2 separate regions of the Homo sapiens genome follow, and region 1 is linked to region 2. Evidence: chromatin loops called from intact Hi-C (ENCODE). Cell type or tissue: gastrocnemius medialis. All regions are shown on one strand. Links, peaks and the distances in the headings refer to the core of each region. The heading gives the core; the rest is flanking DNA. Region 1 overlaps NEDD4 (NEDD4 E3 ubiquitin protein ligase). Region 2 overlaps NEDD4 (NEDD4 E3 ubiquitin protein ligase).

Region 1 (8,349 bases), core at 222-8,221, 55 kb after region 2:
ACTATGTTGGCCAGGCTGGTCTTGAACTCCTGGCCTCAAGCCGTCCATCCGCCTCGGCTTCCCAAAGTGCTGGGACTACAGGCGTGAGCCACGGCACCCAGCCAGGAAAGAACCTTTTTTCTTCAAATCACAGAGTATAGATAGCCCCTGGTTTGGTGATCAAAGAACTCTCTTCACTTATTTGATTAACTTTTTGTTAGGTATTTTTCTCTGATTTTCGTATAATTGTTTTTAAAGTTTTCAAGTATTCATTCAGTAGAAGTTTCTCTACCTGGCTTTTTGGTGTACCAGAGTATCTCGAATAATGGAATTCTGTTTGAAATGAAGGATATCTGCTGTAAAGAAAGAAAATTATTTATTTAGTAACTTGAAAAAATTTAACAGCATTTCATTATTTAGTAACCTGCTCCAAGTTTTGCCCACATGCACGCATCATAGGACCCTATTCACAGTTGAGTTTCTGTGGAGAGAACTGCTTCACTTCATTTTGCGGTCTCATGTCTCAGTGTTTGAATTCCCTCAGAATGCACCTTATAATTTCAGGAGATGTAAGCTTGTAGGAGTTTATTTATGAAAGGCCCTAGGAATTCAAACACATGAATCTGTGCTTATTTACCTTCTGTGTAGCTAATGACTAGAGGAGTCTTGCCTAGTCCTTTGACAGCTAGTTTGTGACTGTATATATAAAATTCTACTATTTAAGGAAAACAATTGTAATTTTGAAATGAAGCTCACTCTTAGGTAGTTTGTATTCTGTAGTAAAGTATGGCTATAATAGATAATTATGTAACATTTGATTTTTGTACCATTTGCAACTTTAGGGTTAGTTGTATGTATTTTACAAAATTAACATAAAATGTTGGTTGTACCTCTGAATGCTTTCTTTCTGACCCTCTTTGACTTGATTAAATTGTGAGCAATTACATATTGGCTTTGCGGTTAGAAATTAAATAAGGTTCATTGATACTTAGAAAGTTATTTTATAAAGAATAGCAGCTGATACATATTTAATAGGAAGGCCTTCTATCCAAAAAATTGACTGTATAGAGGCATTGTATCCAGTCTTTCTAAGCCGTGTTTGATTGTACAACTCTACTTCCACAAATTTGAGACAGGTCTTTTTTAAGCCCTTAATTAAATTAATTTTTGTTCTTTCTCTTCCTGAATTTACTCAGATAATATAAATACATTAAGCAGACATTTAAGAGAGAAATCTCTAAGAAGCTTTAAAAGAAATATTCTTTTGCTACCATTTTTCTAGCACTATTTTTATAATCCTTTACAGCAGTAGTGAGAACTATTTTATTAATAAATTGTATTAATCTTAAAGGAAAAGTAATCAATGGTTATATTCAACCAAAAAATGTTAAATTTATATTTTCTCAAAAGAGTAAAATATAAAAACTTAACGTGTTTTGGGATTGAAACCAGAAACATACAGTCTGATTCAATATATGCAAGACTAAATTTTAGGTATGCTAGATCCTGTATTATCATAATTTAAGAGAAAGGAAAAGAAAGAAAGAAGGAAGATCAACATGGATGGGCAGACAAAGTAAGAGGATATAAGGAAAGAAGAGAATGAAATTTGGGCAATAAAAAGAAAAAATAGAGAGAACAATTCTTATAAAAGAGGTAAAAATTTAAAAAAAAAAAGAAGAAAGGTTGGGCACAGTGGCTCACGCTGGTAATCCCAGCACTTTGGGAGACCAAGGCAGGAGGATTGCTTGAGCCCAGGAGTTTGAGACCAGCCTGGGCAACATAACGAGACCCCATCTCTACAAAAAAATTAAAAATTAGCTTGGGATGGTAGTACACACCTAAAGCCTGAGGTGGAAGATTGCTTGAGCTCAAGAGGTCAAGGCTGCAGTGAGCTGTGATGGCACCACTGCACTCCAACCTGGGTGTCAGAATGAGACCCTGTTGAGAGAGAGAAGAAAGAGAGAAATTCCCCTCCAGACCTTTTCTCCCAAAATAATTTATTCTGTCATCTTCCTACTCCACTACTCGTCACCTTCTATACAGAGCTAGCCAAACTAGATCAGCCTTGCTGCAGAAACCCCTATCCATTTCTCCCTGCTACCAAAAAACATTCCTTTCCTTCCCAACTCTTTTCCCTGAGGCCTCGTTTTCAGGTCTAGCCTTCCAACGTGGAAGAATTCTCTTCCATCTTGGAAGCCGTCCACTGCCTGTCACACAGCAGTCATTTACTGCTGATCTCCAGGCCTAGAACAGAAGCTCTGTGTATCTAAGGAAATTATTCTGTGTCAGTTATCAAAGCACCAAAAATGTTTGCCACTTTGTCATTTGGTCTTTTTTTTTTTAATGTTATTTAGTAGTTTTGGCCATATACAAATGTGGGTGTTTTGTTATCAAATTTATGGATCTTCTCTTTCATGCCTTCAAGGTTTGGTGTCATACTTAACAGTGTCCCACTTTTAAAATATATTTCTAAAATTTTCAAAAGTTTGTTACTACTACTTTTTGGTTTCACTTTTAAACATTTAGATATTATTCAGTCTGTAACTTATCCTGATATAAGGCATGAGGTAGGAATTCAAGTGAAGTTTTTTCCAAATGGGTGCCCATTTTCTAAGTAATCTGCGTATTTTGCCACAGATTTCAAATGTCTTTATCATATTCTAAATTCCTATAAAGTTTTTTTTTTTTTTTTTTTTTGAGACAGAGTCTTGCTCTATCGCCCAGGCTGGTATGCAGTGGTGCGATCTCAGCTCACTGCAACCTCTGCCTCCTGGGCTCAAGCAATTCTCCTGCCCCAGCCTCTCGAGTAGCTGGGATTACAGGCGCCCGCCACCATGCCCGGCTAATTTTTGTATTTTTAGTAGAGATGGGGTTTCACCATGTTGGCCAGGCTGGTCTCAAACTCCTGACCTCAAGTGACCCCCTCACCTCAGCTTCCCAAAGTGCTGAGATTGCAGGCATGAACCACTGTGCCTGGCCGGAATTCCTATAAAGTTGAGTTTCTTTCTGGGCAAATCTATTGAGCTGCCTGTCGATGCATGCACCAGAACCACACAGCTTTAATTGTTGTCATTTATAATGTGTTTTTATCTGGTAGGGTTGATCTTCACTTCTTGCTTTTCTTTTTAAAAATTGTGCTGCTTATTCCTGCTTGTTTATGTTTCTGTTGAACTTGAGAGTTGCCTCGTATCTTTTTTTTTTTTTTTTCTTATGAGACAGAGTTTCACTCTTGTTGTCCAGGCTGGAGTGCAATGGCGTGATTTCGGCTCACCATCACCTCCGCCTCTCGGGTTCAAGTGATTCTCCTGCCTCAGCCTCCCGAATAACTGGGATTTACAGGCATGCGCCACCACACCTGGCTAATTTTGTATTTTTAGTAGAGATGGGGTTTCTCCATGTTGGTCAGGCTGGTCTCAAACTCCCTACTTCAAGTGATCTGCCCGCCTCGGCCTCCCAAAGTGCTGGAATTATAGGCCTGAGCCACCGCACCTGGCCTATTTTTTTTTTTAATCATAATACAGTTTTGTTGGAATCTTGGCAAATTTATAGATTAACTTGGGAAGAATTGACACCTTTGTGAGACTGAGTCTTCCCAGCCAAGAACAGACTATGTCTTTCCCTTATTTAGGTCTTCTTTTGTGTCCTTTTGGGAGCATTTTAAAGTTTTCTTCACCAGTTTATTTCAGTTTCTAATGCTTTCCTAACCAATCAGTATTTAATAGAATCTTTGACCTACTGCCTTTTCTTTTGTGAGGTTTCTCATATAAAAGCATTAACTCTTGCTACTCTTTTCTATCAATTCCTTACTTTAACTGCCCTAAGGCTTTATGTTAATTTTGCCCCTTGTTAATCTCTGAGAAACCAAACTTCTCAGTGCATTTTTTAAAAATCTTTCTTTGGCTGTTTTATGACTTGATAAAATGCCTTGCCTTGGTCCAGAGGAGAAAGAGAGAAATCAGACAAGGGAATGAGAATGACTTTTCCATCACTAGAGAGTTCACTGTAGCAGTTATTTCTAAATCATTTGCCTTCCCCATCTTGCCCCTTTGTATATTTGACCTTTATCAAATGATTTTTTCCATGTGTCAGATAGTTATTGATTTCTACCGTAAGCAAGGTGCTTTCTCTGTAGGAAAGACAATGACCAATAAGAAATAATCCTTGCCCTTCATTCAGTTGATAATTTAGAGAACAGCCTAAGATTACACTAGTAGTTTAAACTATACTTCTCAATTTCTCAGTACTTTCCAACTTTCCGTGGTTGTTTATTTAAACGATTTTTTGTCCTTTTTTTCTATTAGATTTTTTAAAATTTTATTTTTGATTGACAATAATTGTATATATTTATGGAGGACAATGTGATGTTTTGATATATACTTACAATGCAAAATGATTAAATCAGGCTAATTAATCTCATTAAATCACCTCACATACTTTTATTACTTTTTTGTTATGAAAATTTTAAATAGATTTGTTTTAAAGTTCTGTTTTATTGTTGTTTTGAGATGGGATCTGGTTCTGTCACCCAGGAAGAACCTGGTGGAAACTTTACAGGCTTGTGCCTTTAAAGTTTTTTTTGAAAAATTTTTAGACAATTTTAAACAAAATTTAAATGGTTATCATTTTTGCAAAAAGAGTCTTCATTATCATAAAGTATTTACATTATGGTCTTAAAAGTTGAGGATTGTTTATTCTGTCTATGCATAATTTCTAAAACTTGATATAATAAATCTCTTTTTAAATTTCCTTTAGCATATAATTTAGAAAGTTAAAAAAATCATGCGTAAACTTAATTGCTGCCATCCTGTTTTTCAGCCTGGCTGGGTTGTTTTGGACCAACCAGATGCTGCTTGCCATTTGCAGCAACAACAAGAACCTTCTCCTCTACCTCCAGGGTGGGAAGAGAGGCAGGATATCCTTGGAAGGACCTATTATGTAAACCATGAATCTAGAAGAACACAGTGGAAAAGACCAACCCCTCAGTATGTGCTGATGGCTTTCACAATTTTAATCTGGAAACACTTTAACTACGAATTTTCATTTTGAAGTCATGTCTCAGATGGATTCATAACAGTATAGTGATCCATAAACTATAAGAATACTAGGATTTTTATTGCCCAGGACTTTAAAAATCCTAACTCTGCTGTTTCGTTTTTTAAATGACTTGATAATATTCAAAATTACTTGACTCTAGATACTACCCTTTTAATTGCGTCTTAATTTTAATAGGTTTTTAATTTTATGTAGCCACAAATGGTAGATTTTTATTTTTAGGCTGAATTAGAAGTCTTGGAGAATTCTTGTAGTTTGTTATTAAAATGTAATAAAATGTTAATTTCTATAGTACTCTATTTTTAAAATATAAATTATTTGTAAAATATAAAGGACTCAATAATAAGGGTATTACGTTAAACGCGCATTTGACAGTCTGGTCAATGTCCACATAACTTCCAGCACGCACAGATCAAGGACGGAATGACTTTCAACATATTCTAACTTCTGTCTCCTCAGTGATTTTTTTTATTATTAGACTGTATATACATTTATAAAATCTCCCATTATTCATATTTATTCTCAAATCCCCTTCCATTTTTCCTTCCATATAGTCTTATAAAGTCTTCCTTTAGTCTTCTGTTTGAAACATACTCGTAATTTTTTAATGTGTTCATTAGCCTCCTAATTTTTGGCTATGATATTTTGTGCCTGATATATGCCAAGCACTTTTACAGATATTTTCTGTTCTCAAATCCTTCCAAAACAAATCAGCAATTCAAGTACTTCATGGCACAGAAGCTTCAGTCTTCATAGAGTGACGTACAGACTGCAAAGCTGAAGACACTATAAAATTCTGTAGAATTGCGCTGTTGCATACCTCAGTATTATGGCAAGCCTTACATGAGCAAAATCACAGTTCTTTCACTGTGGCTGATGTCATTTTCAGGTAGCCAAAATCATATATTTAGGGGGAAAAAAACTGAAGCATTCCCTTAGAGCCATGTATCAAAATTATGTTTTCTTTAGCTACGGTACAGTAAGAACTGGTCTTCTGACTAGCCTGAGCTCATGTCGCATTAAATAAACAGTAATTTTATTATTAAATATTTGAACAAAATTCTTGATCTGATAGACTGGTTATATTAAATGCAAATAATTAGAATAATATAAATGACTGGGGTAAGGGTGTTCAATCTGATTTTTTTTAATTTTAATTTCTGTGGGTCCCTAGTAGGTATATATGTTTGTGGGGTACATGAGAGGTTTTGATACAGGCATGCAAGGCATAATAATCACATCATGTAAAATGGGGTATCCATCCTCACAAGCCTTTATCCTTTTTGTTACAAACAATCCAATTATAGTCTTCTGGTTGTTTTTAAATGTACAATTAAATTATTATTGACTGTAGTCACCTGTTAAGCTATTAAATACTAGGTCTTATTCATTCTTTCTGTTTTTTTTAATACTCATTAACCGTCCAATCTGATTTATTGTACCTCTCCTAAGCTCAGACAAATCTTTACTATTACCTTTTTCAGGACAGGCCCATGACTGTATATTACGAAAAACAGATACCATTACTAATAGATATGTAATTCCTAAACCATTAAGCTTTTCATTATAAAGTTCTTACACCATCTTTCATTCTGCCCTTCACATTCATGCATGGAGTACTCTACTCCTGGCTTAAGACCAATTCTAGAAAATGTACTATCTGATTCACAAAGATGTATGTATGTGTAACTCTATTACTCTTATAATAACATGGCAAAATAATACAATGAAATAATCTATGAAGCGCTCTGATATTTATTCATTCAACAAATATTTTTGAGTACCTATATGTGTTGGACATTATCCTAGACATAGTGACAAACTAAAATATCAAATCAGACATGTTATACCTTTTCACAAAACCTTAAACTCCGTAAGGTACTCTAAATATACCAGTCTGCCTACCCATGATTGAATCTTTGCATGTTGAAATAGCCTTTGGTCAAAGACAATAAATTTTTTTATTGATGTAATGTAGATTTTTTTCCCAATGATCACAGAATCTTTGACAATCATTTTAACTACTTAAGACATGGATGATGGCTTTTTATACTTCCAATATAGGGACAACCTAACAGATGCTGAGAATGGCAACATTCAACTGCAAGCACAACGTGCATTTACCACCAGGCGGCAGATATCCGAGGAAACAGAAAGTGTTGACAACCGAGAGTCTTCCGAGGTATAAGTAGTTTCCTAGTTCTCCTTGAAAGACACATGCTATAGCAATAAAGTATGTGTGGCTCAAGCTTATTCTGTTCATTTTAGAACTGGGAAATTATAAGAGAAGATGAAGCCACCATGTATAGCAACCAGGCCTTCCCATCACCTCCACCGTCAAGTAACTTGGATGTTCCAACTCATCTTGCAGAAGAATTGAATGCCAGACTCACCATTTTTGGAAATTCAGCCGTGAGCCAGCCAGCATCGAGCTCAGTAAGATGCTCTTAGATTTTGTTACGGCTTCAGTAGTTTATATTATGCATATTATACTATTCAACAACTAACTTTTATGTAAAATTTTGTCTTAAATGCAATAATATGTAATAATACATTAGGGACCTTGGGACTTTACAACATGGTCATTTTTCAAATATCCTCATTAGTAGTATGGACCAGAGTCATGGCATCCAAATTTCCATTATGTCAGTGCCCTCCAGTCAAAAATCACTAGGGACACATTTGTCATTGAACAAGTTGGGTTTATTATTCATTTCAGCAAGGGAGAACACGCACCATTGGTGTTTTGGTAGCAGAATGTTAGAAAAGACTTCAGGGATTTGGGCTCCTGTTAGGTGATTTTGAAGAGGGTTTTAGGAAGCAGGACTTTGCTCTACATGAGATGCTGTTGGGAAGCAGGGATAATTCTATGATTTTGTATCTCAAATCTTATCTGTAGTGAGGCTAAAGCTATGATTAGCAAAGTAGAACAGTCACTCACATTTGCCAGGATGGGGAAATGTTTGGTATTTTGTGGCTTGGACAATGTTCATGTTTTGTCTATATTCAGCCACGATTACAGAGTGGTCTTGATTTTGTCTTGATCTTACCTATGAGTGCCAGGCCAGCTCTTGGATGTTAGGGACTGCTTTTCTCTCTCCCAGTTATGCTGAAGTTGGTTTTTTGTTTGCTTGTTTGTTTGTTTGTTTTGAGACATCTCACTCTGTCACCTAGACTGGAGTGCAGTGGTGCTATCTCGGCTTACTGCAAACTCCGTCTCCAGCTTCAGGCGATTCTCATGCCTCAGCCTCCTGAATAGCTGAGATTACAGGCGCACACCACCACGCCCAGCTAATTTTTGTATTTTTAGTAGAG
Region 2 (8,349 bases), core at 241-8,240:
TTAAATAATAAGACAAATATGTATACACGTTACTCAGCTTAAGAACTAGAACATTACCAAAATCTTTGAAACCCTCCCTAGATCCCTCCTTAGTAGCATCTTCTTTTCTTCCTCCACAAGTACTAGCCACTGTCCTCAATTTTGTTTTTATCATTCTTTGCTTTTTAAAATACTTTTATCACATGTATATATATCCCCAAAAAACACATTGTTGGCCGGGCATGGTTGCTTATGCCTGTAATCCCAGCACTTTGGGAGGCCGAGTTAGGTGGATCACCTGAGGTCAGGAGTTCAAGACCAGGCTGGCCAACGTGGTGAAACTCTGTCTGTAATAAAAATACAAAAATTAGTTAGGCGTGATGGTGGGCACCTGTAGTCCCAGCTACTTGGGAGGCTGAGTTGGGAGACTTGCCCGAACCCAGGAGGTGGAGGTTGCAGTGAGCCAAGATAACACCATTGCACTTCAGCCTAGGTGACAAGAGCGAAACTCTGTCTCCAAAAAAGCAAAAACCCACATTGTTTATTTTGCATATTTTTTAATTTGTAAAAATAGTATATCTCTATAGACATTCCTCTGATATGCTTTTTTGCTTAACATTATATTTGTGAGATCTGTGATTACACATTTCAATGATGCATAATTTTCTATATTCTGAAAAATCATAATGCTATAATTTATGTATTTAACCTCCTTAATAGATATTAGTGTTATTTCCAGTATTTTGCTCTTACAAATTGATAAACATTTTTATGTCTCCCTATGTACGTGTCTGAGTCTATCTCTAAGAGATATGTTTTAGAGTTGAATTGCTAGATCATGGTATTACTGTTATTTTTCCTGTTGCCACTGATACCGATGTGAATTTTGCCTGATCATTGAGTGTATTATTGGTGAACTATTTTATTTGCGTTATTTGCATGTTGTCCACAAGGAGGGACAGCTCACATTTGTGCTTTCCACCATGCTTAATTGTCTGGTCCATTTTGCCAGTAACTTTAGTATTTGCGTGACTCTTTCTTAATGGCCAGAATGGCTGTTTGTCAAACACTAATCAGTGAATTAACATTCCTTAAGCATTTACTGTGTATATAATACTATAAAGTGTGTCATGATAGGTTGGAAGAAAAAAGTATTGCCTTTGATATTAACAGTTGGATATTTATAGATGGATAAATATGACAAAATTTTTAAAACTTTTAACCATATGAAAAAACAAATAACACATTAATCAAAATATTGTAACACCTGTAATCCCAGCACTTTGGGAGGCTGAGGCGGGTGGATCAGGAGGTGTTCCTGAGGTTAGGTGAACACCTGATGTCAGGAGTTCGACACCAGCCTGGCCAGCATGGTGAAACTGCGTCTCTACTAAAAATACAAAATTTAGCCAGGCCTGATGGTGCGCACCTGTAGTCCCGGCTACTCTGGAGACTGAGGCATGAGAATTGCTTGAGCCCAGGAGGTGGAGGTTGCAGTGAGCTGAGATCACACCATTGCATTCCAGCCTAGGCAACAGAGTGAGACTCCGTCTCGGCGAAAAAAAAAAAAAGTTATTATAGATCCCCACACTAAGGACTAAGAAATTCTATTATAATCCTGCCTTTCTTTTGGGGTATTAGCTTGTAACCCTAAACAAATTATTCAATCCTTCTAAAAATACCTTCTCACATTTAAAAAATGAGGACAACAATATTTGCCCTGCCTATCTCATAAGCATATTGTGAGGATAAAATGAGACAATGACGATGAAAATACTTGGAAAATTCTTTATCATGATACAAATATAAAATGTCATTTAACATTCGTAGACTTAACGCGTTTGTAGCTCTCTGATATGGTATATCTTGTGTTAGCTAAGATATACCATTTAGTATATCTACTGTGTTAGATGCTCTTCTATGAGTGGGAAATACAGCTTTTCTTGAGAAACTCGGTTTACCAGCAAAACAAAGAGCCAAAGATAATTAGAACATGGTGGTGTGTGTCATTCTAGTCCTCTTGATTTGTTGCTAGTCTTAGCAGGTAAGGGAGGTATAGAGATGACCTGAGATGTTATAGAACCTATAGCCATTGGTGGAGTAACAGACCTGATTGTATAGCAACAAATGACCTGTGTCATTATAAATGTCATTCCGTCTTTATTCTGCTGAGGCACTCACAACTAAATTTAAAATGTACCATTTTCCTAGCAAATTCTCTTGGAAAATGGAGGGTGAAGAACACAAGTATAATATTAAGCAGAAACAACTTTAGTCATCTGGAAAACGTTTGTAATGTAAGTGATATTTGCTTTCAATAAAGAGTAGGCTTATATCACTTTTTTCCAGCCAATTTTAAGACTTGAGTGTTATAAAATATTGTCGTTTCATTATGGTGATGGTGGTGGTAGTGGTGGCAATAATGACAGAACATTTCAGAATGATGTGTCTTAAAAAAACTCTACCCACCAATGCAAAAGTTAGCACTGTGTCACCAGTCTAAGATATACACCTGTACACATTCAGCCACCGGTTTTAGGAGCCACCTATATTCTGGGTGGAGACCCTGTGCTTCTCACGTTTAGCAGTTGTATTAGTGAAGGTTCTCCAGAGAAACAGAAACAATAGATTGTGTATATATTTTATGTATTATTTATTTTTCATATATTTTATATATGAAATTATGTATAATATATGAATATATATATTTCCACACAATATATATATAGTGAAGACTTCAATCTGAAATCTGCAGGGCAGGCCAGGAAGCTGAGAACTTAGGCAGGGATTCTACATTGTAGTCTTGAGGCAGAATTGCTGCTTCTTACACAACCTGTGTTTGCTTTCAAAGCCCTCAGCTGATTGGATGAGACCCACACACATTGTGGAGGGTAATGTGCTCTACTCAGAGTCTACTGATTTAAATGCTAATCATGTCTAAATGTCTTCATAGCAATGTCTATACTGATGTTTGACCAAACAAGTGGGTACCATAACCTATCGAAGTTGATACATACAATTAACCACCGCAGCTGACTTTGGCCTTCAAAGTTCAGTCAATGATTAAGATTACCCAGAGCCTATCCATACCATGTAGATAATCACATTATTTTCCATGTAGATGATCAGTAACCAACAGCTCTGAATGTGAGGTTCTTAGCTTCAATCCTAAGACGTTATCTGTTTCATTCCGGAATATGAAATTCTATGTAGGACTTGCATGGATTCTTTCCAGATGAGGGCTGCCATGTCCCTCCAGTTCTTCTACACTTAAGGTTAGGATTAACACTCCTGTTTTGGTATTTGCTGGACTGAGAGACTACATTTTATAGCAAGTTCCCCGATTTCCCATGTAACTGCTATAATAGCAGTATAGATCCTATGCAATTTCAGACCTCAGCCAGCAATGCAAATTGTTCAGCCTCCCTAGAATTTAAACTCAGACTAGAGTGCTAGGAAGTGCATGTGATTCTCTTACCTTACATTTCCTTGGCTGAAACCCTCTCTGTAAATTTTTCAAACGTCATTCTTTCTTGTCCACCTGCAGTGCTTTTTGATATTTCTTTAAAAGTGGCGGCTGGATCAACTTCAACAACAACAAGAAAAATCCTGAAAGAAAGCATTAGGCATTCAGAGTGACTGTGATGACACCATCCATCTCTCCATCCAGACTTCTATCTGGTGTCTTCTGGTACTTACTTTGAGCCCAGGATGAGCTCAGGAGCATCAGAAGAAATGTGTAGTTATGGCCCATGCTCTCTGGAAAGTTAAAATCTAGTTAGGGGACATGGAACTGATGCTTATAGTGAAGCTTACCAAAGAGAAGACATTTATCTGACCAAATACTTGGAGTTCATTATTTTATATGTTAATAATGAGAGGAGCTTTTCTTATTTCCTGGAAGTTTTAGGCCACAGACATGAACAATTAGATCTCATTGATTAGCCTATTAGAAGGGATTCATTCTTTGAGTTATTAGACCCCACACTTAATCCCAGAAAGAACGCTGAAGTCATTTGAAGGCAGAGTAAAACAGGACTCCTCCTTATTTAAAAGAAAAAGATGTTAAGAGAATATTGACTGAAGTCTGTAAAATCATAAAGGAGGTGGTTTATACAAAAGCAAAAATAACATAATAATTGTATTACTAAGTTTTCAACTATTGTACGCATTCAAAAACAGGGCTGTTTCATTCTAGTCAAATGAAATGCAATGAATTCCCATAATTCTGTTTTGTGTCTTAATTGATTAAAAATCTGTTTAGAAAATTCTGATCAAAAACAGATCTATCTTAAGCAGTTTTTTTTTTTTAACAAAGTATGAGTATATGTTTTACATATTTGCTTTTACTTAGGAAAAAAAACTTACTTAGCAAAATACAACTTGGGTGTAGTAGCATGTGGTATAAACAACGGAACTATTTTACCTTTTACTTTCCTATGAATGAGCCAGTATATATTTATTACTGGAGTTCCAGCTATAAAATTTAGGTGAGGGGTTTAAATATACCCTAGAGTATTATTTAAAAATAAATTTGTTTCTTTCAAATAGAATACCAACCTTGGTCTATGGCATTTGAGAGAGAAATTAAAATATTAAATTTTGATTGCCTAGTAAACTGAAAATAAAGGTTAAATAAATACAAAGCAGAAAAAATATATATACAAAATCACAACCTCTAAAAGGACAAACAGTCCACTGTTCTCTACTGTGGGAGCTTTATCAGCACTGGTGAGTAATTCCACCTCTAGGGTAGGGCTAGCTCTCAAAAATGTAAACAAGTATGTACTTCGTTTATATAAAGAAATGTGCAGCTTGGTTTGTATTTCTTTATAGATATCAAACAGCTAAATGGATTGTTTCAAAGTACCAGCAGGGGCCAGCAAAGAGCTCTTAGAGTTTTTCAGAACAGAATTGGCATTGAGACATGTTTATTTGATGTGCTAAATCCTTTTTAGACTTCTTTACTTACCACAACACTCTCTTAAGTGAATGAATTGCAGAGACAGTGGAATAAAATATCCTGTGTGTTCAAACTATCTTGGGGTATAGTTTTTTTTTTCTAATCTGCATATATTTTTATTGGAATGTTTGCTTAGGCTATTTCTTGGCAGTTTTAATAGTCAAAATATAAATGGCATCATTTAAAGACTGTTCTACTTGGCTGGAAAAGGCCTTAAAATTACAGGAGAAAATGCTTAGTGACAGCTTCTCTTAAACTTTTTTTCTTGAACCTATGCTTCAGTTTTGCAATGGTATTACTAGGTTAATTTTGTAGTTCTGTCCTTAAGCTTTCACTTTTTATGTAACTAGCACTTTGGAAGCTAAAATATGTATCTATTTGATGTAGTGCTAAAGTTTTAATTCATTGTAAAGTTTTGGTATTTCCAAATTTACCTAACTGTTTGAATTCACACATTAAAAAAAAAAAATTAACAGTCCCTATATTAACTAACTTGACTAGATTCCTAGTATGGCTACTATTTGGAAATTCAATCTTTGATTTGATGCTTAATTACATGGGGTTTTGTTCCTACCAACTTCCTGTAATTCTATACCTATGGGTAAAAATATTAGTGGGCAAAGTCGGCTGGAGAAAGTATAGGCACTGTGATTCACATAGTTAAATGTTCATTTAGTAGAGCTGGGGTGAAAAAATACTGTTTCAACTTGAAATGTTAGAAGATTGTTGTTCTTGTGTTACTCATTCATGCAAATTGGAGAAGGTATAATTGAAACAAGGTTGGCTGTGTTTGAGTCAGTGTGCTGCAGCTGAGCTCAGCTTAAAGGTCGCTGGAAATCAAGTGCTTTGTAAGTGAAGGCATTTTGACTACAAGCGATTCAAGACATTTTGGAAACGTCAGTCTCTGGAATGGGTCGTCTTTTTCTTTCTATGATATCTGGTATCTAATGTTTTACTTAGGATAAAGACTACTACTTAATAGCTCTTTTAGGCACCACAAATGATTTTTTCTTTTGATGCAGTGCAGCTGCTTCTAGCCTGTCTACGGACAGAGATCTTTGTTATGACTTTCAGCCCTTAACATGTTTGGAAATGAGAACAAATGGCACAAAGCTTACGATTGCACTTTGCAGCCAGAAGAAGCAATACTTACCCTTTGTCAGAAACCTCCGGAGATGACTTGGATAGCCATGTTCACATGTGCTTCAAAAGACCAACACGGATTTCAACGTCTAACGTTGTTCAAATGAAGCTGACTCCCAGACAGACTGCACTAGCTCCGTTAATAAAGGAAAACGTTCAGTCTCAAGAAAGATCATCTGTTCCCTCATCTGAAAATGTTAATAAAAAGAGCAGCTGTCTACAGATTTCACTACAGCCAACAAGGTACAGTGGATATCTTCAGTCTAGCAATGTCTTAGCTGATAGTGATGATGCTTCGTTTACTTGTATCTTGAAGGATGGTATTTACAGTAGTGCTGTGGTCGATAATGAATTGAATGCTGTGAATGATGGTCACCTTGTAAGCAGTCCAGCCATTTGTAGTGGTAGCCTTAGTAACTTTTCAACCAGTGATAATGGGTCTTACAGCAGCAACGGTAGTGATTTTGGGTCATGTGCAAGTATCACAAGTGGAGGTTCATATACTAACAGTGTCATCAGTGACAGTAGTAGTTATACTTTTCCACCAAGTGATGATACTTTTTTGGGTGGAAACTTACCTTCTGACAGCACCTCCAATAGAAGTGTGCCAAACAGGAATACTACTCCTTGTGAAATTTTTTCAAGAAGTACAAGTACAGATCCTTTTGTCCAGGATGACTTGGAACATGGATTAGAGATTATGAAATTGCCAGTGAGCAGGAACACAAAAATTCCACTAAAACGTTACTCCTCCTTAGTCATTTTTCCTAGGAGTCCTTCAACTACCCGACCGACTTCTCCAACAAGTCTGTGTACTCTTCTGAGCAAAGGATCCTATCAAACTTCACACCAGTTTATTATTTCTCCTAGTGAAATTGCACATAATGAGGATGGCACTAGTGCTAAAGGATTTCTTTCAACAGCTGTCAATGGACTTCGGTTATCTAAAACAATTTGTACCCCCGGAGAAGTAAGAGACATACGGCCGCTTCACAGGAAGGGCTCGTTACAGAAGAAAATTGTTCTTTCGAATAATACTCCCAGACAGACTGTCTGTGAAAAGTCATCTGAAGGATATTCTTGTGTTTCAGTGCATTTCACCCAACGAAAAGCAGCTACATTAGACTGTGAAACAACAAATGGTGATTGTAAACCAGAAATGTCAGAAATTAAGCTTAATTCTGATTCAGAGTATATTAAGCTCATGCATAGGACATCTGCATGTTTGCCATCCTCCCAAAATGTAGATTGTCAAATAAATATCAATGGAGAATTGGAAAGACCACATTCACAGATGAACAAAAACCATGGTATTTTACGAAGAAGTATTTCATTGGGAGGAGCTTATCCAAATATTTCCTGTCTATCCAGCCTTAAGCACAATTGTTCTAAAGGGGGACCATCTCAGTTACTCATAAAGTTTGCATCTGGAAATGAAGGTAAAGTGGATAATTTATCAAGAGACAGCAACAGAGATTGCACAAATGAACTGTCTAATTCTTGCAAGGTAAGTTTCCTTTGGTCTTGGTAAATGTTAATTTATATGAGAATAACTTAATGAAATATTTGGAGAACATTTATTGTAACCAAGCAGTTTTACATATTTTCCTGGTCCTTAGCTAGCAGTATTTTGTAGTCATAAATTTTATATTTGTAAATCTGAAGAACTCTATGTATAGTTTTTTACTCTATTTGTTATTTTACCAGTGTACAAAATGTATATTTTTAAAAATCTTCCTAAGTGATTTAAGCTATAAAACTTTTCTACAACATAAAAAACTTTCTACAACAAAACAAACTTTGAATAACAGTCTATTTCATAACATTTTATCTTGGCATATTTTTCCTTTAAATGATATAGTATTCTTTTGTGTAGCTCAATACTTTATTCCTATTTTCAAATGATCATTTTGTTTTCTCCTCTTCTTAATCATTATGAAATAGAGTAAAATTTAGAATGCTTATTTAAAATATTAAACAAAAACCCATATCAAAGTGTAAAGATCTTTTTATAAATTATCATAGAGAAACTATATCTCAAATACATGTGTTTATAAGATCATTCATAAAAACTATTATGCTGCATGTTTAAAGCAGAGGAAAAATAAATGGCATTTGTATTTGTATATACCCTTAACCACAGGAATTTTGTTTCCACCCTATTTTTCTTTAGCCACGAGTTAATACTGCCCTCTAAAATGTAACTCACTCTTTCAACAATATTGAATTCTAAGTTTTAATATTTTTGAATTTGGTTTAAATTG

What was found. Peaks named below come from ENCODE experiments on the same cell type or tissue, not always from the same donor. Only the 100,000 strongest peaks of a DNase experiment are listed, where the experiment ranks them.
Region 1: a loop joins it to region 2, with 9 times the contacts of the local background. A loop is called at or near these places in 4 of 110 quality-filtered maps.

What each region holds. Positions count from the first base shown.
Region 1 is chr15:55,859,528-55,867,876 of GRCh38, reverse strand. It overlaps NEDD4 (NEDD4 E3 ubiquitin protein ligase), which reads left to right. Exons shown (of 29, transcript NM_006154.4): 9 at 4,798-4,964; 10 at 7,099-7,216; 11 at 7,303-7,470. Among named protein-coding and RNA genes, the nearest start is that of PRTG, 120 kb to the right of the region's middle. In gastrocnemius medialis, for the core only: no CTCF peak of the experiment used is centred there; no DNase peak of the experiment used is centred there; H3K4me3 peaks cover 615 bases; H3K27ac peaks cover 2,414 bases.
Region 2 is chr15:55,914,527-55,922,875 of GRCh38, reverse strand. All of the region lies in intron 5 of NEDD4 (NEDD4 E3 ubiquitin protein ligase), which reads left to right. Among named protein-coding and RNA genes, the nearest start is that of NEDD4, 75 kb to the left of the region's middle. In gastrocnemius medialis, for the core only: a CTCF peak has its summit at 4,857 (motif pointing right); DNase peaks (open chromatin) are centred at 4,855 and 5,755; H3K4me3 peaks cover 3,324 bases; H3K27ac peaks cover 4,467 bases.